Regions from separate parts of the Homo sapiens genome. Here region 1 is linked to region 2. Evidence: chromatin loops called from intact Hi-C (ENCODE). Cell type or tissue: OCI-LY7. All regions are shown on one strand. Links, peaks and the distances in the headings refer to the core of each region. The heading gives the core; the rest is flanking DNA. Region 1 overlaps TBC1D9 (TBC1 domain family member 9). Region 2 has its middle 52 kb from the start of TBC1D9.

Region 1 (12,650 bases), core at 2,923-10,922, 86 kb before region 2:
ACAAAGCAAGTCTGTTTTGTCAGTCTTAAGATCTCTGTTTTAATATTAATACTGGTCAGTTGTGCCTGAATTCCAAAGGAAGGAGAGTATAATGAGGCATGTCTGACCCCCCTTTCTCATCACGGCCTGAACTAGTTTTTCAGGTTTACTTTGGAATCCCCTTGGCTGACAGAAGGGGTCCAATCAATCAGTTGGGGGAGCTTAGAATTTTCAGTTTATACCCTCCAGTTATCTTGCTTCTGGTCTTTCAGACTGGCTGCAGTTTGCATACATCCTGGTAACAAAGCCCAGCAAGTTGAATTCATAGTACCTTGAATGACTCCTGTTCCTTATAACCCAAAGTGACCAACAAAAACCCTAACTAACCCCTTTGGCTCCATCTGGATAGGCTCTTTGAGTAAATGTTCCCTTCCACACTATAGCAAGTTATATAAGAAGGTGCAAAGGCATTAACAGCAATAATGTTTTCCAGTCTTGCATCCAAATATTCTAACACAGATAAAAATAGTGGCTACAGACTGTAATTAAAACAATCATGCTATTTGCAAGGGAGAGATACAGTAGCAGCCTGGCTTGATTCCTGGGAGTTTCGTGGAACCTCATCACTTTGAGGGCAAGCAACTCCACCTGCATTCCATTTCTATCTTAGCCTTTATCCACCTGGATAAGACTGAGGGACCTCACAGACAAATTTCATTTTGTGATGGATAACGTGGGAGCAATCTTCAGCTAAAGTCTAGATAAAGCCTTAAAGAGAAAATTGAGCTCGGAAGACCTGAAAATAAAGAAAACACCCTGGCACCAACAAGGGAGAGAAACAAAACAAAGAAGCTCACCAAAGATGGTTTGACTGTGCAAAACCATGGGTACGGTAACCAGTAACACCCTTATTTTATCAAGATGTCTATTGTAACAGGATGTGTTTTCAATAAATGTAAATGACCTGTAAATGTAGATAAGTCCCTTACAGAATATATTAGGCCCAACTGAAATTTTCTAAGTAGTTTAGTCATGGCCTGAAGATAGCTTGAAACCTGTTTTGAAAAACATTGATAATAGGTTGGACACAGTGGGTCATGCCCATAATCCCAACATTTTGGGAAGCTAAGGAAGGAGGATTGCTTGAGCCCAGGAGTTGGAGACCAGCAAGGGCAACACAGTGAGACTCCTATGTCTACAAAAAGTTTTTTAAAAATCAGCTGGGTGTAGTGGAGCTTGCCTAGAGTCCCAGCTACTTGGGAGGCTGAGGTGAGAGAATCCCTCGAACCTGGAGATGGAAGTTGCAGAGAGCCATGATCGTGCCCCTGTACTCCAGCCTGGGTGACAAAGCAAGACCCTGTCTCAAAAAAGAAAAAAAAATATCAATAATGGATGAGAAGAAATCATCATTGGCAATAACAAAAGTAGTGTACTAGAGTTGGGGGCCCTTCTTTGCAAAGTAATTACAAAGTCATTTCCAGGAAACCATTCTCTTTTCATGCTATAAACTTGTCACAACAGAGGGGTAGGATACCAACAGTATCACTGACTCCTTACATCCTCAGTTAGAAACTGATGAGCAAAAACACAAGGTGGGAGAAATTATTTTTATATTATTGATTAGTGAATGGGGAAATTTAAAGTAATGAAGAACTTACGTTTTTTTCACCCTTAATTATATTGTCTACACCTAGTTCCTTAAAGCAAAAATCACACACACACCCACACCCTCTACAACCCACTATGCTGATTTAAAACATGCTCATTTAAACTGAGTTTAGAGTAATGGGGGCTGTAAAAAAAAAAAAAACACAAACAACAACAACAACAAAAAAAGCAACTCCAGGTTTGGTCTCAACCTATCTCTGCATTTAATAAAACAATAATACAATGAAAGACTTGGGTTATATCAAAATAAATATTTTGAAACTTTTTAAAAGACAGTCACCTGCAAGAATTTATTTTATGCCAGTGTTTCTCAAAGAATATCCTCTTTGAATAAACAAAGGTTTCACTTTCTTCCTCACGTTCTGTTACATCACCCTAAATAAAAGTCATAATCCTTTAGAGAATCAACATATGTTACCTGAACCAGGAGATGCAGACAGGAGCTTTTGCCCAACTTTCCTGTCTTGTTTTGGAGCCGGAGTTGGGAGAGGGGTCAGGAAAGAGAGAGGGAGAGGGGAAAAGCCCAAGTTGTTGTTTTTAAAATTTTCCAGTTATAAAAACAACAACATTTAAGCTGCTTCTTCTAACCGTAGAGGCCTTCCTGTTCAATAACTATGACATAAATGATTCAATAATGGCAATGATTCTTTGTTAATGGCTAATTCACCATGCATAATCCTTTTAGACATGACTCAGCTTTCCTGTTGGGACAATATTTCATTTATGACTATCAAATTAATTTATCTGAAGCATATACTGGGTACAATAAACCTTCACTTTCAGCTGAAAATGGGCAAGGGCAGCACTAGGCATCTCATCTCAGAACTTGCTGGCTTCAAAACTTTTCCTTTGCTGGTGGAAGGCCGGGGCCTCTATGAAATCTAGAACACAGATCAGGGAAACAGATTCTTTCTACAGCTCAGGTGCAGCGTGAAGATTATGTGATTGGGACAAGTATGTGTTTCATGTTCTCAGGGTTCCCACTGGGTAGAACACAGTGCAGTCATGAAAGACAGACTGGAAAGCCATGGTATCCCCAGGAGCCCCCCAACTTATTTCTTTAAGTCTACAGGTCACAACTTCCCAGTGGTACCCCAGGAAATGATGACAAGCTAGCAATATACTTGTTCTCTTGGCTCTTAGGATACCTTTTGTGCCCTGCAAACACTATCATTTTCTAAGTATGCTATGATATGAAAATAGGTAGAAAGCTCTGTATTAGAACAAATAAAGCATAAAAGCATTTTAGATAATAGTGCTTTACTCTACAATATTTCTATACATTTAATTTCAATGCATACTGATGGGATTCAATTGAGTAATTAGTATATACTAATTCAATTGAGTAAATAGTATATAGTTTCCCCATAGTTTGCTTTTAAAAAGTTAAATGAAATATGCTTTATTTTATTTAAATGTGATATACCTAGTTTTTTTTCTGTTCCTTTTTTCAGAAAAAAAAAAAAAAAAAGTACATTCAGCTATGCACATTGGGAGGTGACTCACAGGACATTTGCCTGATCTTTATGCTAGTTCTTTGAACATTTTTATTAAGACAGAACAATCCCCTCTTTGCAAAAGTGTGAGGATCTCTGGTCTTCATTACTCTCTCCTCTGAATGAACCCTGAGGAAAACAGAGTCAGAGCTACCCTATATAATCCTCCATGTAATAATTACCCCACATAAACCCAGGGCCTCATACCTCCTTAGCTCTTCCCAGACAGTCCAATGAATAAGCAACAACAATGACTGAACATTTTCACAACGAACAAGCCACATGATTAGGAAATTACCAACATGGCTATTTTCAAATAATTTCCAGAAGATCACCAGGGAAACCCCTAGAAAAACTAAGCTCATTTAACTTAAATCCGAAAGAGCACCCAGCAGTCTAAGGAAAAACATTTAGATGTTTGTTCTGGCCTATTTCTATGACAGCAATAAGAATGTCCCTAATATTCCTACCTAGTGTTGTGTAAAGTAATCAGAGAAAGTGGATTCAGTCTTGGCCTGGTGGCTCACACCCGTAATCCCAGCACTTTGGGAGGCCAAGGTGGATGGATCACTTAAGGTCAAGAGTTCAAGACCAGCCTGGCCAACATGGCAAGGCTGTTTTTATTTTTGTAAAAACACAAAAAAAATTTGTATTTTTAGTCTCTACTAAAAATACAAACATTAGCTGGCTGTGGTGGGTGCCTGTAATTCCAGCTGCTCGGAGGCTGAGGCAGGAGAATCACTTGAACCCAGGAGACAGAGGTGACAGTGAGCTGAGATCATGCCACAGCACTCCAGCCTGGGCGACAGAGCAGGACTCCATCTCAAAATAAATAAATAAATAAATAAATAAATAAATAAATAAATAAATAAAAGAAAGTGGATTCAAGTCTTCATTTCCCCACTCACAAGCTGTGTGGCTTCAGACAAGTCACTTAGCTTCTCTGAGTCATAGTTTCCTGCCACTACATCAGGGATATTTCATCTTCCCTGCTAGTCTCCCAGGGCTGCTGAGAAACAGATGACATACTGTGTATGGGAGTGCTTCAAAAACTGTAGAGTCTCTCACTCATGTAATCTAACTAGGATTTTTCTTTAAATAATGCTTAATTTTGGAGCAGGGAAGGAGCGTCAAGACATAAACTTGCATCTTCTTTTTCTACAGAGAAGGAAGCTGGGCACTGGAAGGAAGTGCTTGCTAAAGTTATGTTCTGAATCCCAGGAAGTAGTCACCATGATTATTAGTGTCTAGAAGAGGTAAAGGAAAAATATGGCCTTAGTCCTGGAGGCATGATGTGATTTCATCCTTAGCATCATGAAATAGACACTGAGCACCTGTGGAGAGGAAGCTTTGCTGGGCACTAGAAATATAATCTATCACTGATGTCTTTGAGAATAGGATCTGGCTGCGAAGAAAGAAGCAGCACATACAAATAGCAATCATTAGAATGGTCATTTGCTCAGTCAGTTCAAGGGTACATAGCTCAAGGGTAATACAGAAGATGTTACACGGTACTTACCCAAGGCTGGCATACTCATGCAGGAGACTGTTTTGAACTGCCTCCTGGAGTTGGGTTTGGTGGAAGGTAGCTTTTCAAAACCACAGGCTTTGCATTAAGAACCTGGGTGGAATCCCTGTTCCACTGCTTCCTAGGGTCATGACCTTGGGGCAAGCTATATAACTGATAAAAACCACAATTTCTTCACCCACTTAATGAAGATAATAGTATCTTCCTGAGAGGTTGTAATGAGGATTAAAGGAAATATTGCACATGAACCAATTTTGCACAGCACCTGGCACTTGGTAGGTGTTCAATAAATAGTACCGATTGCGGTGGCTGAAGGCAGCCCCCAAGGTGGGAAGGCACATGGGATGTGTGGGGAGCAGTAAGTCCATCAGCTCAATAGCAAGGGAGTGCTTGAAAGGTTTGGGATAGACATCAGATTGTGGTGGGCAGCCTCAAGATAAACTGCTTAAACTTTATCAATAAAACAAAAAGTTTCTGGGCTCAGGAGTCACATGTGTTGTTGTATAAAAACCACTCTAACAACAGTGTGTGGTAGTTAGGAAAGAGACAACAGGAGCAGAAGACCAGTTAGGAAACTTCTTATGAGGAAGAGGAGATTTATTAAGCCCCTTCTTTTAGGCTAGGAGGTTTCCTAATACAGAATTATCTCTTTAATCTGCACAAAACCCCAGCTAATTATTATCTCCATTTCACAGATGAGGAAATGGAGGCTGAGACATTAAGTGAGCAAAGCTGGGATTTGCTCAACTGTCCAAGCCAGTCTATTCTGCTGCTTCCCACACACAGGAAATGCAGGCTGTGGCCCGTCAGGGCCAGTGAGGATACCAGCATATTACCTGGGTGGTAATATTGGCCATCCCAGAGAAGAGGGCAAGTTCTCTGCTGTTGCTATTTCTGTTAGGGGAAAGGCTCCTTAATGCACCCTCTTCCTGGAGGAGTAACCTTTGAAGAGCTGGTTTCTAAGGTGACCCGTAAGCTTCTAACCTCAGTGACAAGTTCCAGCCTCAGCAGGTTTAATATTTTCTGTTTGTTCTCTGGAAGGGAACAACATGACCCTTGTAGGTGAGACCACAGACCAGCTCTTTGTGTGTGCGCCCAGACAGGAGCCACAGTGGCCCAACAGGCAAGTGCAGCTCCTTTCTCTCTTTGCTCCTGGAAAGTGCTCTTTCACCGAGGTCAGAGCCCTCACTCAGCTCAGCCAGTCTTTGAAGAAGGTTCCCGGACTTGCACCGCACCTAACTGGCCGCAGATAAGTGGACCTAGAAGGGTGGGGAAGACTGGAGATCCTGGGGGCCCCTCTCTGAGGGTGCAGCGGGGTCTGGGGAACATGGTCTCCATTTGCACTATAAATCTTGTTTATATTCTGGTTGGCTTTGTTACAAAAAGGCAGAAGTGAAACTAAAATGTACTAGATACGCCACACATACACTATTTCAATTAACCCTTGAAACAACAATCAAATATCATCAGTAATAGCTAACAGTGGTGACCTTACGCCAGGTAGGCTCCTAATCACTTTATGTGCATTTTCTAATTTAATCCTCACAATATCCTAAGACATACATGCAATTATTATCCCTATTTGATGAATGAGGACACTGGGGCATGCAGCTACCAGGTGGCAGCTACTAAGTGGCAGCTCCAGTCATTGGGCCAGGGCGGCTGGACTCCAGAGCCTGTGGAGTGTCGATGCATCAGCTTCTAGGATAAGTTCAAGGGAGTTGAGGATGCTAAGAGGGAAGTCACACAAATACAAAGAGGAATAATTGGACTTTCTCTAGCTTCCAGAAAATTCAACCTTATTTCAATCCCTACCTACTTCAGATTCCACAGCATCCTTCCCATTTTCATTATTTTTAGCTGATAATCTATAACAATTTCAGTATTCTCCGTAATCCCCATTTGTGTAACTTCTGGAATGTTGATAGATTCCAAACCCCCATCTTCCTGCTGGTTTTATTAATAACAGGATCATTTTGACCCAGTGTCTAGAATTGTTCTCCTGTGACTGAATGCCCGTCTTGATAACTTGCCCAACACCTCATATCTCCTGAGCATGTAGTCCTTCTACCTGCTCACATCTGCTCATCTCGGCCTAGACCTTAACCAACTGCCTTCTGCTGAGCCCTTACCAGACTCCATGCCTAGCCTCAGTGGATCTACATACCTAGCCCATTCTCCCAGGTCTGGCCTGTCCCATCACCAGGCCAGGATTTATTCCTCCCCTGTCCTGGGACTCCTATAGGAGTCTGTTTTTTAATCAATGGAAGTAGTTAACTGAAGTTCAATTCATAGTAGCAGGGGAGCCTATGGGGGGTGAGAAAATGTTTACTCAGACCAAGCTTCAACCATAATAGCTTCAAATGGCATGGAAACAAGGAAAGGAACATGCCTGAGAAATTCCACTAATCACTTTTAAATTTCACTCATTCATTTTCCATTAATGAAAGAGGGGGAAAAAAGCTCAGAAATAAAGAGAAGCAGCAATGTAAACTGCAACCAAGTGTGGTTGTTGAAATCCTTCCCCTTAACCTTTCCATCTGGTACTGCAGATAGGCAGGTAACTCAATGTCTTAAAGCCAGCACCATAAATATTTTTATTAAACTTGGGGCAGAGGTCTAAATATACTCCAAACAGCAAATTCATTTATCATTCAATCATTTGTTCATCTGGGAAACATTTGCTAAGTGACTTACCATGTGTCTGGCACTGGGCTGGGTCCTGGTAATGCCATGTTGATCTTAAGGAACCTTGGGATGAGTGGGGAGAAGCTAGGCTGGCAAATCACATAATGATAGAGAACACTAAAATTCTGACCTAATGATAATTCTTAAAAATGATACCCTTGTAAACTATCTTTTTACTCTTCAATTATTATTAAAACAAATAAAACATTATTTTCTGCTCCAGGCTGGTGTTATTTCTTTTTTAAATTTTACTAGGAAAAGACTCTCATCACTACTTTGTCTGAAATGTCACTCTCACCCCCTCCTGGACATGCCTCTGATTCTCCCCTGTCCTTTCCTTCTCAGAACATGGATTTCACCGGGAGTTCTCCTCCCCATTGAGTTATAGCTTATTACTCTTCGGGGTTCTCTCTCACCTCTCAATCCCCCTTTTTCTTTTCTGTCCCTTCCCCACTCTTTACTTGATTCAACCTCTTTGTGAGGGGGTAAATGTTTAACCTTTTCTTAGGCTATCAAATGACATTGTATAATGGAAATCACAGGACCCACTCATTAGAGTTCTTCCAAACAAGAAAGGCCTTACTGTGTCTGAGTGATTATGGCATCTTGAATTACAAACTCTAATAATGCTTAGTAATTACTGTTACATGCTATGTACTCTCAGCTTCTCTTCTCAGGACCCTGGGTAACCTGCATGAATACAAAGGATGTCCATGTTCCACAACTTAGATCATTATGGCTTCAACCTGCGTTACCAAACTGCCAGTGTCCTTGAAGGGTTTAGTAAGAGAAGGTGTCAGCCACAGACCTGGCTTCAGGTCTTTACTTCCCAGATTTTTTTTGTTCTTGAGACATGGTCTCACTCTGTCGCCCAGGCCAGTACAATGGCGTCATCTGGGCTCACTGAAACCTCCGCCTCCTGGGTTCAAGTGATTCTCCTGTCTCAGCCTCCCAAGTAGCTGTGACTACAGGTGTGCACCACCATGCATGGCTAATTTTTGTATTTTTAGTAGAGACAGGGTTTCGCCATAGTGGCCAGGCTGGTCTCAAACTCCTGACCTCAAGTGATCCGCCTGCCTCAGCCTCCCAAAGTGCTGGAATCACAGGCGTGAGCCACCATGCCCGGCCTACTTCCCAGTCTTTAACATAGATTCCTTCAAATTGGGACAGGCTCTTAGAATTACTGAAATGAGAAAAATTTTAACATATAAGCCCCACAAACTGTCGTATATTTATTTTTAATTCATATTTATTTATCTATGTTATTTTTAGAAACAAGGTCTTGCTCTGTTGCCCAGACTGGAGTGTGTGGTGTGATCATAGCTCAGACTCCTGGGTTCAAATGTTCCACCTCAGCCTCCTGAGTAGCTTGGACTACAGGCGTGAACCACCATGCCTAGCTAATTTATTTTTATTTTATAGAGACAAAGTCTGACTATTTTGCCTAGGCTGGTCTCAAGCTGCTTGCTTCAAGCGATCCTCCCACCTCAGACTCCCAAAGCGCTGGGATTACAGGTGTGAGCCAGCCAAAAATGTCAAGTTAAAAGATCAAAGCCACTTCTCAACTATTGAGGTGGCATTGCTTTCTGAACGCATTTGAGATACTAAATGTCATAAAAATAACAAATGATGGCATATTTGTGAATGGGACCAAACAGGCCTGATTAATGCAAGGCCATGGCACAGTGTCCCGGACCAGCTGGTCATTTCTACTCTACCTCTTCTTTCTCACCATCCACTCAAAAGTACCAAGAAAAAGAAATGGGATACAAGCTAAGGACGGAGCTGGTCTGTTAATAGTTCAATAGGCAACTGGATATAGCTTTGTCCAGCACCAGCTCCCTGAAGCTATGCTACAGACAAGAATGATGTAGAATGAGCCATAAATTTCCAGCCTCACATAACTATGATCTGGCCCAGGTACACAGCGGCCATTTTCTCAATGGCAACCTAACCAGCACTGATGCATACAAAATTTTGAAAGTTTTCTTCAAGATTCTCTTTGAATTTTAGAGTGGTGAAGGCTTTCTAACTGTGACTCACAATCCCAAAGCCATGAAAAACCTGATATATTCTTCTACATAAAAATTCAAACTTCTACATGTCAAAAACACCATTAAATTAAGAGAAATTGGAAAAAAAAAAAAAACTTGCAACTCAGATCACACACAAAAGGCTCATGTACCTAATATACAAAGTTCCTAAATTGGTCAATAAGAAAAGGAGCAACCACCAAAAACAAAGTGGGCAAAGAGCAAGTACAATTTATAGGAAAAAAATCTATAAATGGCTTGTAAACATGAAAAAATGTTCAACAACACTTAAAAGAAAATGCAAATTAGAAGTACACTGAAATATCATTTTCACTTGTCAGAATGGCAAAAATCCATAATATGATAACACATTCTGTTTTGCAAGACTGGGAAAACAGACATTCCTCACACATGGTTTGTGAGCGTGCAACTTGGTAAAACCCCTAGGAAGGGGAATTTGGCAATACCTATCAAAATTGCAAATGCATATACCAATGGCCCTACGATTTCACTTGTTGAAATTTTTTCCACAAATATATTTCACAATTAGCCAAATAACATATGTACACGGCTATTTATTGCAACAGTTTTATAGTATATGCCGAAAAATAGAATAAACGTCCATTAACAGAGGAGTAAATAAAATGATGGCATTGCCATATAATGGAATGTGCAATCATAAAAAATAAAAAGCAAAAGAAAGATGACATGCTATGTTTTGATACAGAAAGATATACCATTGTACGGTAGATGAACCTGACAGCAATAACTTAAGCATACCCTGAGAACGACCCTGTATGGTCTATGCACCTGATTGTGTGTTCAGAGTTCCAAGTTAAGGAATTCAAGAGGAGCCAACCTGGAGATTCATTCCTCATCTATGAGGAACATCTGAACCCCTGTCAGGTCCAGCGGAACAAGAGCTGTACAGGGGATGGGGGCCCTTTGTTTTAGTTTAAATGAAGGTTGCTGGGTGGAGGTTGTTACGGGGAGAGTGCTAAGTTAAAATGTGATATAAAGTGCATGCTTTTTACAACTGGTGGCAGTTCTCCTGTCCAGCTCACTGACACTGGACCACTCTGGAAATAAGTTCCCTCTAGTAAAACCCCATATCTCGTTTGCTGGATGCGGATCTCATCTTTGGCCTCTTGAGCCTGGTGCCTTCCCTCCTGGAGTTAATAGGGGTTGGGCACGGCAATTGTTCACTGAAAAAAGCACGGTATGGAAAAACCTTTTTGTACAAAGGATTCAGGGAAGTGTGGGATAAAATTACATATTGTAATTTGCTTGTACATGCAAAAAGAATCTGGAGAACATGAAAAAATAAATACAATGGTGACCTAGAGTCGGTGATAATAGGGCTGAGAAATTTTCCACTGTATGCTGTTTAATATCTTTGGATCTTTGAACCATATAAATATATTGTTACTCAAAACTTTAAAAAATTGGCCAGGCACAGTGGCTCATGCCTATAATCCCAGCACTTTGGGAAACCAAGGCAGGTCTCCTGATCACCTCAAACTCCTGATCACTTCAGGTCAGGATTTCAAGACCAGCCTGGCCAATATGGCAAAACCCCGTCTCTACTAAAAATACAAAAATTACCTGGGCGTGGTGGTGCATGCCTGTAATCCCAGCTACTTGGGAAGCTGAGGCAGGAGAATCAATCAAACCTTGGAGGTGGAGGCTGCAGTGAGCCAAGACTGCACCACTGAACTCCACCCTGGGCGACGGAATGAGACTCCGCCTCAGAAAAAAAAAAATTTTAAAAATTTTAAAAAGTATATTTGTGCCTGTGTCAAATACATTCTTTGTTGAGAACACTAATAAATTATTAACCTCAAGAATTAGGGGATGCTTGAGGGACAGCTGCTCAGGGTCAACATGCGCAAACTTTTCTCCTCTTACATCTTTTCCTAAATGTGAATTATGGGGCTTGAAAGTAGAGACATTCTCACAACACCCCTACCCCCAATACTACCTTGTCTTGAAATGGTGTTACTTAAATACACACAAACATAAAACCAAGTATAAACTTCTTATGTTCAAAGCTCATTTATAATATAATTATAAAACCAAGCTATATTTAAAAATAAATATGGTAAAATTATAAAACCAATGAAAGTCTGAAATAACCACATTTACTTATTGTGCAAGATGAGATTGTTTTGTTAAAACTAAATCACGACTTGATCAGAAATGCTGTACAGAGTAACATGGCCCAAGTTCTCCTGAATTCAGCATACCACATTATCTTTGTTACACAAAGCAGTTACTCTACCACAACTTTTCTCTATTCTTTGCTTAGTGTGCTGCAAAATCATTTGCCCTTCTTTTGCCCAAATGCATCTGTTACATAGTCAAGCTGCCTCTGTCATTTACTCAATATCTCATAACAACTGATATGCGGTCAACCCAGTCATAAATCCAAGTGCCAACTCAAACACTAAAGTTGGGTGTCAGTGGTGAGTCATAAGGTGGTCATTCTGATAACCCCAAATAAACTTGTATCAAGGTTATCTTGTTAGCATTCTTAACATCATAACAAAAATGAAAATATCAAATTTAAAAATTATAGAGAGAACTTAGACTCTGAGAGGTATACAGATCCCCAGCAGTTCACAGAGCCTAGTGTGCAAAACACAGCCATAATGAGTTACCATCTAATTATCTGTAATTTGTTTGAAATGCAGTGATTGCCCCTATTCACTGCCCCAGTGGAAGACTCTACTGTGGATCTGATTCTCAAGCCCCTGAGGGGTCAGACTCCTGACTACCTGGCTCTCTCCTGGCTCCTGCATCTACTTTCACCTTTGATTCTCTCTTTGCATCACTGCCCACAGCAGTGGGGCAGGCCAGGCCCCATTCTGGTGGCCACGTTCAGGCTCTCAAAGCCCAGCCTGGGGCAGAGTCCCAAACCACCTATGGCCTAGGATGGAAGCGTGGACATTTTGTGATGCTATAATCCCCATTCAGCACAAATAACTATTTTCCATAAAGGGCACATATATTACAGTGTGCATTTGAAAGCCTCTCATTAAGTCTTATCAAAAACCAAGAAACTAATTTCCATATTAAAAATCTATTGTTCTGACTCAGAATGTGCTATTCAGCAGATTCTTGCTGAATACAGTCTCTTAAGCAAAGAAATTTGTCATGTATTTCTGCATCCTTGGTGCCTACATGTGATAAGCACCTAATATCTGTTCCATGAGTGAACAAGTGAATAAATGAATGAATGAATGAGTGACGAATTAG
Region 2 (12,650 bases), core at 2,150-10,149:
TTGTTACTGAGATGTAATAAAATGTAATAATATAAAATAACCTTTCAGATAAGATTTAAAGAAATAAAGGACCTATATTAGTTTCCTGTGGCTGCTGTAAAATTTGTTACTCTGAAACATCACTCATTTATTCTCTTACAGTTCTAGAAGCCCTAAGACCAAAATCCATTTAGGCTACATAAAGTTAAAGGGTCACAGGTCTGTGTCCCTCTGGAAATTCTATGTGGTTCCAGTTCCGGTGGCATTTCTTGGCTCATGGTCCCATGGTCCCTTCCTTCCTCTTTTATTTTTTGTTTGATTTTTTGAGATGGGATCTTGCTCTGTTGCCCAGGCTGGAGTGCAGTGGTGGGATCATAGCTCTCTGCAGCCTTGAGTTTTTGGGCTCAAGGGATCCTCCTGCCTCAGCCTCTCTAGTAGCTGGAGCTGGGACTACAAGTGCGTGCCACCACATCCAGCTCCTCCCTATTCAAAGCCAGCAGTATAGCATCATCAAACCCCTCTCTGTTTCTATTATTATCACATCTCTCTCTTTCTCTTCTATGTCAAATCTCCTTTTGCCTCCCTCTTAGAAGGAAACCTTTGATTGCATTTTGGGCCCATCTGGATAATCCAGGATGATCTCCTTGTCACAAGCGCTATAATTTAATCGCATCTCGAAAGACCCCTTTTCCGTATAAGGTAATATGCACAGGCTGCAGGGATTAGGGTGTAGATCTCTTTGAGGGTCATTATTCAGCCTACCACAGAAGGGAGTTCCATCTTTTTTTTTAAAAAAAGGTCAAAAGCTATTGTGCTAAATAATAACAGAAACACTTACATAGTACATTCTATATGCCAGACATTGTTTTAAGTGTATTTGTGTGTGTGTGTGCTCGTGTGAATCATTTGTTTCTTATTTTAAGGATTTGTGTTTTTCTTTTTCTTTTTTTCTTTTTCTTTTTTTTTTTGAGACAGGGTCTTGCTCTGTCACCAAGGCTGGAGTGCAGTGGCGTGACCTTGACTCACTGCAACTTCCCCCTCCCAGGTTCAAGCGATTCTCGTGTCTTAGCCTCCCTAGTAACTAGGACTACAGGCATGCACCACCACACCTGGCTAATTTTTGTATTTTTAGTAGAGATGGGGTTTCACTATGTTGGCCAGGCTGATCTCAAACTCCTGACCTCAGGGGATCTGCCTTCCTTGGCCTCCCAAAGTGCTGGGATTACAGGCGTGTGCCACAGTGCCCAGCCAGGATTTGTTTTCTGAGACAGAGTCTTGCTGTGTTGTCTAGGCTGGAGTGCAGTGGCATGATCTTGGCTCACTGCAGCCTCAACTTCCTGGACTCAAGTGATCCTCCCACCTCAGCACCTCCAAATAGCGGAGACTACAGGTGTGTGCACCATGCCCAGCTAGTTTTTTTTTTTTTTTTTAAGAGATGGGGTCTTGCTATATTGCCCAAGCTGGTCTCAAACTCCTGAGCTCAAGGGATCCTTCTGCCTCAGCCTTCCAAAGTGCTGGGATTACAGGCATAAACTACTGTGCCTGGCCAGTCCAAGGCTTTTTGACTTAGGTCTACTTAGAATGTGCAAGAGACTCCTTCGCCCATCTAGAACACCTACTTCAATTTTCTATTTGTAAAATAATTTAGTTATTTTAGTAATAGCAATGAAGAGTTATTATAAAAGCAATTGAGAGGGAAAAAGGAAGGGTTTCCATTTGTGTGTCCAATAGGAATGCAGTCACTTAAGTATGAACTGCAAGGTATACTTTTTTAAAAGTATAATTATTGAAAAATTATAATCCGAGAAAATATTGTTGATGCATCTATTTAATAATTTCTGAGTCAGCCAGATCACCAATAATAAACTAAATAGGTAACAATGAAGCTAAACTAATGGGAATTGATAGCTAAAAGAACAAAGAGAGCCACAATAAAAAATATAACTATCTCAGGGCAACATTAATGACAAGAAGTGCTTCATGAAAACTTCAGGAATTCCAACCCACATGTGAGCAGGTGCATGGGCAATAGGAACTTTGATACATTAGCAAGCATTGCCTAGCACAGTCATCTGAGTAGAATATTGAATTACAGTCCTTAATAAACTCTAGAATATGCTAATTTTTCAGTACAACATCAATTTTTTTGTTGTTGTTTTTAGAGACGGATTCTTGCTCTGTCACCCAGGCTAGAGCGAAGTGGCATGATCTTGGCTCACTGCAACCTCCATCTCCTGGATTCAAGTAATTCTCCTGCCTCAGCCTCCCAAGTAGCTGGGATTACAGGCACCCGCTACCACACCCAGCTATTTTTTTTATTTTTTAGTAGAGACGGGGTTTCACCATGTTGGCCAGGCTGGTCTCAAATTCCTGACCTCGTGATCCGCCCCCCTCTGCCTCCCAAAGTGCTAGGATTATAGGCATGAGCCACTGTGCCTGACCAACAAACATCAAATTTTATTCTTAGAAACTTCCTGTAACTATGAAGTCTTTTTTTTTTTTTTGGAGACGAAGTCATGCTCTGTTGCCCAGGCTGGAGTGTAGTGGTGTGATCTCTCTCACTGCAGCCTCTGCCTCCTGGGTTCAAGTGATTCTCCTGTTTCAGCCTCCCTAGTAGCTGGGATTACAGGTGCATGCCACCATGCTTGGCTAATTTTTGTATTTTTAGTAGAGACGGGGTTTCACCATGTTGGCCAGGCTGGTCTTGAACTCCTGACCTCAAGTGATCCGCCTGCCTTGGCCTCCCAAAGTGCTGGGATTACAGGCGTGAACCACTGGCACCCACCTGTATTAAGTCTTGATAATAATGATGAAAACTCACATTTTGAGCCCTTAGTATGTGACAAGCACTGTGCTAAACACTTTAATACATTAATTTCTTAATCCTTGTACTAATAGAAATTATGAATCTGAAGTACAGAGAAGTTAAGTAACTTGCTCCAAGTTGCACAGATAAAAAATAGTGGAGCTGGGAGAGGAACCCAGGCAGCCCCTAAAGAATACATATGGAAGGCTATGGGATAGTTTGAGCCCACCTTCAAGAATCATTGTTTTAGATATTTATAGCACTGCTTTTTTCCAGAGTTGATATATAAAACTCTAGGCACTTTTTATAACCTTTACTGAAGCTACGGTGGACTTGGATTATAGTCATTGATTTCCTGCATTAAATTGTCAGCTCCAGGAGGTCAGAGAACCCATCTTGTTCTTTTGTTTTCCAAGGCCCTAGAAAAATGTCTAGCACAGAGTATTGGATCAATAGATGTATATATACTTTATTTAATTGTTTCACATAAAAATGCTTACCAACATATTTTATTTTTCTGCTGATCTCAACATTTATTATTCCAGTAAACATGTATCTAGCACAAGCCATGTGCCCACTTCAGACATGGGGATACAGCAGTGATAAACTTACACATGGTCCTACCCTCAGGGAGTTTGCAGTCTAATGGGGGAAACAGACACTAAAGGAGCCATTAAGATGATGAGATGATAAGAGAACTATGGATGCCATCCCAGCACACTGTAAAGGGGCTGATCCTAAAAAAAGGCCAGGGAAGGACTTGTGAGGAAGTGTTGAAGGTTGAAAGCTGGAAGATGAGTGGTAAATAGGTCAGATGAAAGGGAAAGGGGATATGTTGGAGAGAATATCTTAGATAGAGGAACAGTGCGTTGAAAGGTCAGGGATGGCCAGGTGTGATGGCCTCACACCTGTAATCCTAGCAGTCTGGGAGGCCAAGGTGGGATCGTTTGAGTCCGGGAGTTCAAGCCCAGCCTGGTCAACATGGTGAGATCCCATCCCTATTTTAAAAAAAAATTAAGAAAGGTGCAGGGATGAGAAGCACAAAGCATTTGTGGACCTACAAGAACTTTATTGGGTCCTTGAGCCTAGTGGACATAAGGGATAAAGGCCAGCCATAAGGCAAGAGAATTAGTCATGGGCCAGCTCTGGGAAGGCCTTGGTAGGAGTATGGAATTTCTCACAAGGTACTGGGAAATCGCTGTAGAATTTTAAACATAATTAATGTTTTGCTAAAATTTACGTCCAGAATGATTTCACTTGTGGGCAGTGCAGAGAATGGATTCACTTGTGACAGTGCAGAGTAGGAAGTAAAACAGAAGGTTGGGAAACCGGTTAGAAGGTTATTGCAATGGTCTTAGTGATAGAGGATAGCAATGGCCAGGATGGAGAGAAACTTGAGAAACAAACACCTAGCCAGCCAAGCAGAGCAACCAAGTTTCTAATGAAAGTGTTAGTCAGACCAGAATTTTCTCCAACTGCGTCATTAACCTCATCACTTGCGATCTTTAAGAGGAAAGAGTATATGCTCTGGTTATTGTTCTGATTCTAAATTTTGTCCCAAAGATCAAGAGTGCAGTACCATCTTCACAGTGAAGATGCACTGGACAGCAGTGTTTAAATGGTCAACTATGGTTGGGAGGGAGGGGGTTGAGGGACCAGAGGCTGAATATTGTAGTTTCAACCAGAGAGAGTCATACATCAAAATTGTCTGTAGAGCTTTTTAAAAATAACTATGCCCGGTCCCCATCCCAGATCTGTGGATTTACAGTCTCCAGAAATGGGGCTGGGGAGTGTGCACTTTATAAAGCTCCATAGAATATTTTGATACTCTATGATTTAGAACTTTGTGTGTAGGGCATGAAATACTGAGGGCTTGAGCAGGGCTTTTCAGAGAATACAAATGTGGGAATTAATAAGGAGGTATAATTTTCAGGACTTGGCAACCGACTGGATGTGACCCAGATGGCAAAGAGAGGTTCTACAGATAGCGGTATCTGTGATCGTCCACTAGACCATTTACAACCTGGGCAGAACTTTTGTGAAAACTGGATAAAGTCACCTCCCTAAGCATAGAGCTTGGCAAGCTGAGCCAGGTGCTGCCATCAGGCCATGGGTTCTATATGGCAGTCCTGGTTTCCCACCTGGAAACAGGAGGTCCAGGCAGCATAGGTGAGCTGGTTAGCAAAGACACTGGTAGATTAAGTTTGGGTCAAAGTGTGTTGGGTAAGCAGGAAAATATTCATCTATCCTCAGGTGTTAGAGCAGGTAAGTGGAAATCCTGTTTGTTGAAGACCAAGGATTGAGCTGGGAGATATTGGCGTAGTGGCAGAGCTGAAGATCTGCATTGTTTGATACAGTCAAAGGGAAGACTGCAGATAGAAAACAGAGTTCTCTGTTACTCGAGTGTAACTGGTGACAGTTAAATTAAATGTACTGGGAAGAAACAATCACTTAGAAAGTAACCAATGATACAACAAAATTCCCTCCATAAAACTTAAATGTTATTTTCCGGAAACTTTAGCCTAAAAAGTAGTAGGAAATTCCATGGTGGGGTAACAGGTTTTATGGGAAAAGTAGGACAGAAGAACCAACCTTGGCGGAACTTATGAATATTGTCACATTTTCTAAACTCAAACAGTGGAGGGCATACTAACTAAATAGACTGTTAGTAGCATTAAACCCAGCCTAAGTTAAAGGGTGCTGGACAGCTAATCGCCGTGTACCACCTCCTGGTTGTTAGACTCTACAGGATTTCTTCCCCCATTTAATCGAGATGGTTGCAAGTTCATTTTGCATTATTGCAGATAATGTTTATTTGCATTTTAAGATATGTTTACTTTATTCCTGTTCTACTCATGTGTCCAGTCTTCTCTGATTTGGAGTTGTTTTCTCCTGCTTCCTGGAGTAACTTGGATATTTGGAAAGGAACATCTGCACAACTGAGAAGATTTTTTTTTTTAAACTCGTTTATTTATGCAGAGGGTCATGAAAACTTCAGCCAAAGAAAGCAGAGCATTGCAAACTGTTAGTTCCTCTTAGAGGTTTCAGTTCTCTTCTCCCAGAAGATAACAGCTAATAATATAAACAACATTCTTTCAACATTTCCATCTGCTGAGTGTTGGGCTCAGAGTTTTACATATGTTGTGCTATTTACCCTTACAATAACATTGTAAAGCAGGTGATACTATCATCTCCATTTCAGAGATGGGGAAGTTGGCTCTTAGCCTAACAAATTTGGTCAAGGTCAAAGCAGTATCATTAGTCAGTGGTAGACATAAATTTGAACGCAGATTGGGCTAACCCTGAAGCCCTAAATCTTCTCTTTTAGAATTATGGTAAAAGACACATATGTTAAATCAAGTTTAGCCTAAAGCTGCCTCCTTACGTATTTTAAGTTCAGCCTAAAGGTTTTGCTGTACATTGTAAACTATAACAAGTGGAGGTGTAAACAGACCATAGCCTACAGTTGTGCCAATCACCAAGTTTTGGCCAATGAAATGTAGCCAACCGTTCGAACGGTGTTCGAATAAGGCAAATGCAGACCTGTAACCAATCCAGCTGTTTCCGAACCTCCCTTTCCTTATTCTGTCCATGAATCTTCCACCACGTGGCTGCCTGATTTGTGAATAGTTCATTGCTCAATTAAACTTCTTTAAATTTAATTCAGCTGAAGTTTTTGTCTTATCACATAGATTTACCATCTTAACCTTTTTTTTTTTTTTTTTTTTTTTTTGAGACAGAATCTTGCTCTGTCGCCCATGCTGGAGTGCAGTGGCATGATCTCGGCTCACTGCAAGCTCCGTCCCCCCGGGTTCATGCCATTCTCCTGCCTCAGCCTCCCGAGTAGTTGGAACTGCAGGTGCCCGCCGCCACGTCCGGCTAATTTTTTTTGTATTTTTTTAAGTAGAGACTGCATTTCACCATGTTGGCCAGGATGGTCTCTATCTCCTGACCTTGTGATCCGCCTGCCTCAGCCTCCCAAAGTGCTGGGATTACAGGCGTGAGCCACCATGCCCGGCCCCATCTTAACCTTTTTTAAGCGTACAGGTCAGTGGCATTACATACCTTCACATTGTTTTGCAAATATCACAACCATTCATCTGCAGAAGTTTTTAATCATCCCAGACTAAAACTCTGTACTCATTAAACAACTCTAAATTCCCGCCTCTTCCAGTCCCTGGTAACTACCTTTCTACTTTCTGTCTCCATAAACTTGACTATTCTAGGTGCCTCATATAAGTACAATCATACAATAGTTGTCCTTTGGTGTCTGGTTTATTTCACTTAGGTTCACTTAGTTTTAGCACTTATAAGGATTTCCTTCCTTTTTAAGGTTGAATACTATTCCATTGTATGTCTATTCTACATCATATTTTGTTTTGCCATTCATCTGCGGATTGGGTTGTTTACACTGTTCGGCTATTGTGAATAATGCTGCTATGAAGATGGGTGTACAGGCCGGGTGCGGGCACGGTGGCTCATGCCTGCAATCCCAGCACTATGGGAGGCCGAGGAGGGCGGATCACTTGAAGTCAGGAGTTTGAAACCAGCCTGGCCAAAATGACAAAAACCCTCTGTCTACTAAAAATACAAAACTTAGCTGGGCATGGTGGTACATGCCTGTAATCCCAGCTGCCTGGGAGGCTGAGGCAGGAGAATTGCTTAAGCCCAGGAGGTGGAGGTTGCAGTGAGCCAAGTCTGTACCACTGCACTGGAGCCTGGTCGACAGGGAAAGACTCCTTCTCAAAAAAAAAAAAAGGGTGTACAAATATCTGTTCGGGTGCCTGATTTCAATTTAAGGCCCTAAATATTAAGCACTGCTCCACAAAGCAGCAAGATCCAGCAAGGTCACAGCTCTGAGATGGAGGCTGACCAGCCTGCAGCTTCCTTTATGTAATCCAGTACGAACATAGCCTCACGGGAGAGGAAAGAAAGGAATACAGGAACTTCGTCTTCCTCCCCACAACTTCCTAGTTGAAAAACAGATTCTACTATTGTCGACCTGATTGTACTTGGAATCAGTTGCAGAAATCCTGAAACATAAGCCACAGCTCTATTTCTTCTCTTTCAGAGTTAAAAAAAAAATACACATTTTGCAACAGTATAGAAAATACCTATTTTTAAAAAATGCTCTGCGATATAACATGACAACTCTCTCTCTCTTCTTTCTTTTCTCTCTCTCTCTTCTCTCTCTTTCTCTCTCAGACAGGGCCTCGCTCTGTTGCCCAGGCTGGAGTGCAGTGGTGCGATTTCGACTCACTGTATTCTCTGCCTCCTGGGCTCAAATAGTCATCCCACCTCAGCCTCTCAAGTAGCTGGGACTACAGGCATGTACCAATACACCTGGCTAATTTTTGTACTTTTTGTAGAGACAGGGTTTGGCTATGTTGCCTAGCCTCATCTGGAACAGCAATCCACCTGCCTCAGCCTCCCAAAGTGCTGGGATTGCAGGCATGAGCCACTGCACCTGGCTGACAATGCCACTTCAACTACACCATCGTACCTACCTGGTCTCCCTGCCCATCTGTATTAGCTATTGTTCATACTGACTATGCATAGATTTGTATCACTTGAAAGGCACATTTCATCCTCTTTAGTCATTTTCTATTTGATGGATCAGGTGTGGTTTATGTCTTGGTAATTAATTAGGAAAATGTAAAAACAAAACTCTCCCTTCTGATTTTTTTTTTTTTTTTAGTAATTTTTCATGCTAAACATCTTTCACAGCCCTTGTCAGTTCTCTCAATCAATCTCTCTCTCTCCCCGCCTTTCCCTCTCTCCCTCTCCCCACCTTTCCCTCTCTCCCTCTCCCCACCTTTCCCTCTCTCCCTCTCTCTCTCTCTCCCTCTCCCTCTGTCTCTCTCTCCCTCTCTCTCCCTCACTCTCCCTCTCTCTCCCTCTCTCTCTCTCCCTCTCCCTCTCTCTCTCTCCCTCTCCCTCTCTCTCTCTCCCTCTCCCTCTCTCTCTCCCTCTCTCTCCCTCACTCTCCCTCTCTCTCCTTCTCTCTCCCTCTCTCTCTCTCTCTCTCTCCCTCTCTCTCCCTCTCTCTCCCTCTCTCTCCCTCACTCTCCCCCTCTCTCTCCCTCTCCCTCTCTCTCTCTCTCTCTCCCTCTCTCTCCCTCACTCTCCCCCTCTCTCTCCCTCTCTCTCCCTCTCTCTCTCCCTCTCTCTCCCTCTCTCCTTCCCTCCTTCCCTCCCATTCAATAGAATGTGGATGAGGCACACTCACATCGTGAAGGGTAACCTGCTTTATTCAAAGTCCACAGACTTAAATCTTAATCTCATCCCAAAAAGCATACTTTCATAGAAACATCTAGAAAAATGAGCAAATATCTGGGCACTGTGTCCCAGTGAAGCTGACACATAGAATTAACCCTCACAGTGTGGGAAAGGCAAGAGAAGTATATTTTATTTTAAACAGGGGAGCTTCGCTACCTGCTAGACTAACAAACAGAGGTTTTAGTGGATGAGCCGTTTAGAAATATCTTATAATTAGAGTAGAAAACAAATAAACTAAGCTCTCTACATGGGAAAGGTCAAAAAGCAGAGGCGTCACCCAGGTCCTGGCTGTGGATTTTCACAGGGTGGTGAGCAGATGGGAGCCTCCCAGTGAGAGCAGAAGGCACCTCTCCCTGGAGGCCAAGGCTCCCGAAGCTGCTGAGGGAGATTAAAAGCCTCCCTGCATGGGACAGTTTCCAGCTCCCACACCCAGCTGGTGGGCTCCTCTTTGCACTGGCTGCCACAGCCAGCAGGTTCCTATGCCCCCTCCCCAGGGCATTCAACTAGAGAAGCAGGCTTGGGGCTGACAGTGGGCTCACACCCCCTGGAGCCCCAGCAATGCCCCACTTCACTTTGCAGAGACCGTGCATCCTGGGCTGTCCTCCTCCACTCCCTGCAGATGCACTTGTTATTTTTCTCATCCTGGAGGATACCTCTATAGTTCTTCAAGGCCCTGTTCAACTGCCATCTCCACAGCGAGGTTGGTGCTGAATCCTCTAGCTGACATTTATTTCTCCTCCATGACATTGTCGCAGCAATTACTCTGAGCTCTGAACTTACACCTTCTTCAACAGATGTCATCTACCTATCTGCGTGACTGTCTTAGTCAACTTGGGCTGCCATACCAAAGTCCTACAGACTGGGTGGCTTCAACCACAAACATTGATTTCCTCACAGTTCTGGAGGCTGGAAGGCCAAGATCAAGGTGTGAGCAGAGCTGGTTTTTTCCGAAACCTCTTTCTTTGACGTGTAGATGTCTTCTCCCTGTGTCTTCACATGGTCTTTCCTCTGCACATGCAAATTTGGTGTCCAAATTTCCCCTCTTTATAAGGACACCAGTCATATTGAATTTAGGCCAACCTAATGACCTTGTCTTAACTTATTTACCCATAATCCCTTATCTCCCGAGTCACCTATCTCCCAAATAAGGTCACCTTCTGAGGTACTGAGAGGGGGACAGAACTCGGAAATTTTTGGCAGGTGGGTGGGCATAACTCTGCCCTTAACAGTGACCTTGGGTGACTTGCTTCACCACTCAGTTTCCTGACCTGCAAAAGGGGGATACAAATAATGACTATCCCATAGTATTTTTATAAAGATGAAATCAGTTAGTGTACGTAAAACAATTAGTATAGAGTCTGATATCAGTCATCCAATAAACAGAAGTTACTTTAGTAATACTTAAAATGATTACTTATTAAATAAAAGTTATTAGTTATTTTGAAATATTTTAAAAGAATGCAGTGTATTGGGCCTTAACAAAGAAGGAAATCCTGTCATCTGTGACAGCATGGATGAACCTGGAGGACATTATGTCCAGCAAAATAAACCAGGCACAGAAAGACAAATGCCGCATGATCTCATGCATACATGGAATTTACAAAAGCTGAATTCATAGAAGTAGAGCACTCTATGGGGGGTGGCGAGTCGGGGGATGTTGGTTAAATGATAAAAAAAAGTTTAGATAAGAGGGATAAGTCCCAGAGATCTATTGTACAACATGGTGACTATAGTTAGTAATCTATTTTGAAAATCACTAAGAGAATAGATTTTTTAAAAAAAATATATAGAAGGTGTGTCACCATGTTGCCCAGGCTAGTCTCAAACTCCTGAGCTCAAGTGACCTACCCCCTTGGCCTCCCAAAGTGCTGGGATTATAGGCATAAGCCACCATGCCTGGCCTAGAGAATCGATTTTTAAGTGCTTTCACCACAAAAAATAAATATGTGAGGTAATGCACATTAATTAGCTCAACTTAGCCATTCACAGTGTATACATATTTCAGAACATCATGTTGTACACAATAAATATATACCATTTTATTTGTCAGTTAAAAATTAAAAAAAGGATTTAACATAAAATTGTTCTTACTAAAATAAGAATAATTAATAATAAGAGCAGTGAGTTAAAACTGTGGGCTTTGGAGTCATGCAGACATGAACTCCAGGCTCCAGCACCTGCTAGTTTTTGGTCAAGGCAAATTACTTAATCTGTTTGTCTGTATCTCAGTTTTTTGATCTGTAAATGGGAATATGAAATAACTGCCCCACAGAATTGTGTATAGATCTGTTGAGCTAATGTATAGAAAACATGTTAATCATTCAATAAATAGTAGCTCTACCAGTTAGATTTAAGGCCAATATGTATGTCCACAGTACTGTGCTTAAAGAAGAGAGAGGTTTATTTTTCCCTCATGTAATAGTCCATGGTGAGTGATCCGGGCTGAGAAGGCAGCTCTGCATTACCAGATAAGTTGCATCCCAAGTCCCTTCCCCCTGTTGCTCTGCCATCCTAGGGTGTTGTCCCCATCCATGAAGTTGAAGGGGGATTGTTGTGGGGTCTATGTTCCAGCCAGTGGGAAGGGGAAAGAGGAAATCTAGGATTAAGTGACTTTAAGTAAGTGACAGAGAAGATTTCATCTTTAGTAAGAACTTAACCACATGGCCATATTTAACTCCAGAAAAGCTGGGAGATAGCCTCTAGCTTGACAGCCTGTGCAGGGCCAGAATTACACCGTGACTATGAAGAGAGAATGGATCTGGGGTTGTGGGTGAGGGCAATTAGTAGCCTGCCACAGCAGCTTTGATAATATCATCGTGTGGCTTAAAAATACAGCTGGTGTGCCTTCCAACATCTTACCACTGTGATTATACTGTATAGCTCTTGAAGGGAGAGGTGTCTCCTATCACTTCAGTCCATCTTTACATCCAAAGAGCTAAGCCATAAATGCATTTTTGCCAGTTGCTTTAATAAATACTTGAACTTAGTTGTATGTATCAAGCAACATAGCATTAATATGGTTATACTTTAAAACCAGGTCTCCTTTAATTTTTAAAAAATATATCTTCCAGCTCTGTTGCCTATACAGTAAATAACATTTTTCTAGTTTACTCCCATTACACACTCTTAGAAACATTCCTAAAAAAAATATCAATCTGATTAGTAGAGAAAAATTAAGGCCTGAGAAACACTTTGGAAAACGTGTGCTGTGAAAACTATAAATTCTTTGGTTGAGAATAAGCAAGCATTAGAACTGGTATTTTATATAACATTATTTTTTAAATGGTTTAGCAATACAGTTTTGTAAGTTTCCCACCCTGTCCCTAACACAGTTGCTGGTGCTCCTCACACCAGGCTTGGGTTTTTGTTTTCATCTGTCTCCAGCCATCCTTTTTCAATTTCTTTTTCTTTTTCTTTTGTTTTTTCTTTTTTTTTTTTTTTTTTTTTTTTTTGAGACAGAGTTTCACTCTTGTTGCCCAGGCTGGAGTACAATGGCACGATCTCGGCCCACCGCAACCTCCACCTCCCGGGTTCAAGCAATTCTCCTGCCTCAGCCTCCCGAGTAGCTGGGACTACAGGCATGCAC

What was found. A loop is a pair of places that touch in the nucleus more often than their neighbours do. Peaks named below come from ENCODE experiments on the same cell type or tissue, not always from the same donor. Only the 100,000 strongest peaks of a DNase experiment are listed, where the experiment ranks them.
Region 1: it touches region 2 in a loop (6-fold over the local background); 3 of 110 quality-filtered maps call a loop at or near these places.

What each region holds. Positions count from the first base shown.
Region 1 is chr4:140,715,147-140,727,796 of GRCh38, forward strand. All of the region lies in intron 1 of TBC1D9 (TBC1 domain family member 9), which reads right to left. It overlaps TBC1D9-AS1 (TBC1D9 antisense RNA 1), which reads left to right. Exons shown (of 2, transcript XR_007058283.1): 2 at 650-950. Among named protein-coding and RNA genes, the nearest start is that of TBC1D9-AS1, 9.3 kb to the left of the region's middle. RefSeq lists an enhancer at 5,803-5,862. In OCI-LY7, for the core only: no CTCF peak of the experiment used is centred there; DNase peaks (open chromatin) are centred at 4,705, 5,485 and 6,055; H3K4me3 peaks cover 2,443 bases; H3K27ac peaks cover 2,843 bases.
Region 2 is chr4:140,802,179-140,814,828 of GRCh38, forward strand. No RefSeq gene overlaps it. Among named protein-coding and RNA genes, the nearest start is that of TBC1D9, 52 kb to the left of the region's middle. In OCI-LY7, for the core only: a CTCF peak has its summit at 5,461; DNase peaks (open chromatin) are centred at 5,142, 5,523, 5,893 and 6,283; H3K4me3 peaks cover 2,666 bases; H3K27ac peaks cover 5,297 bases.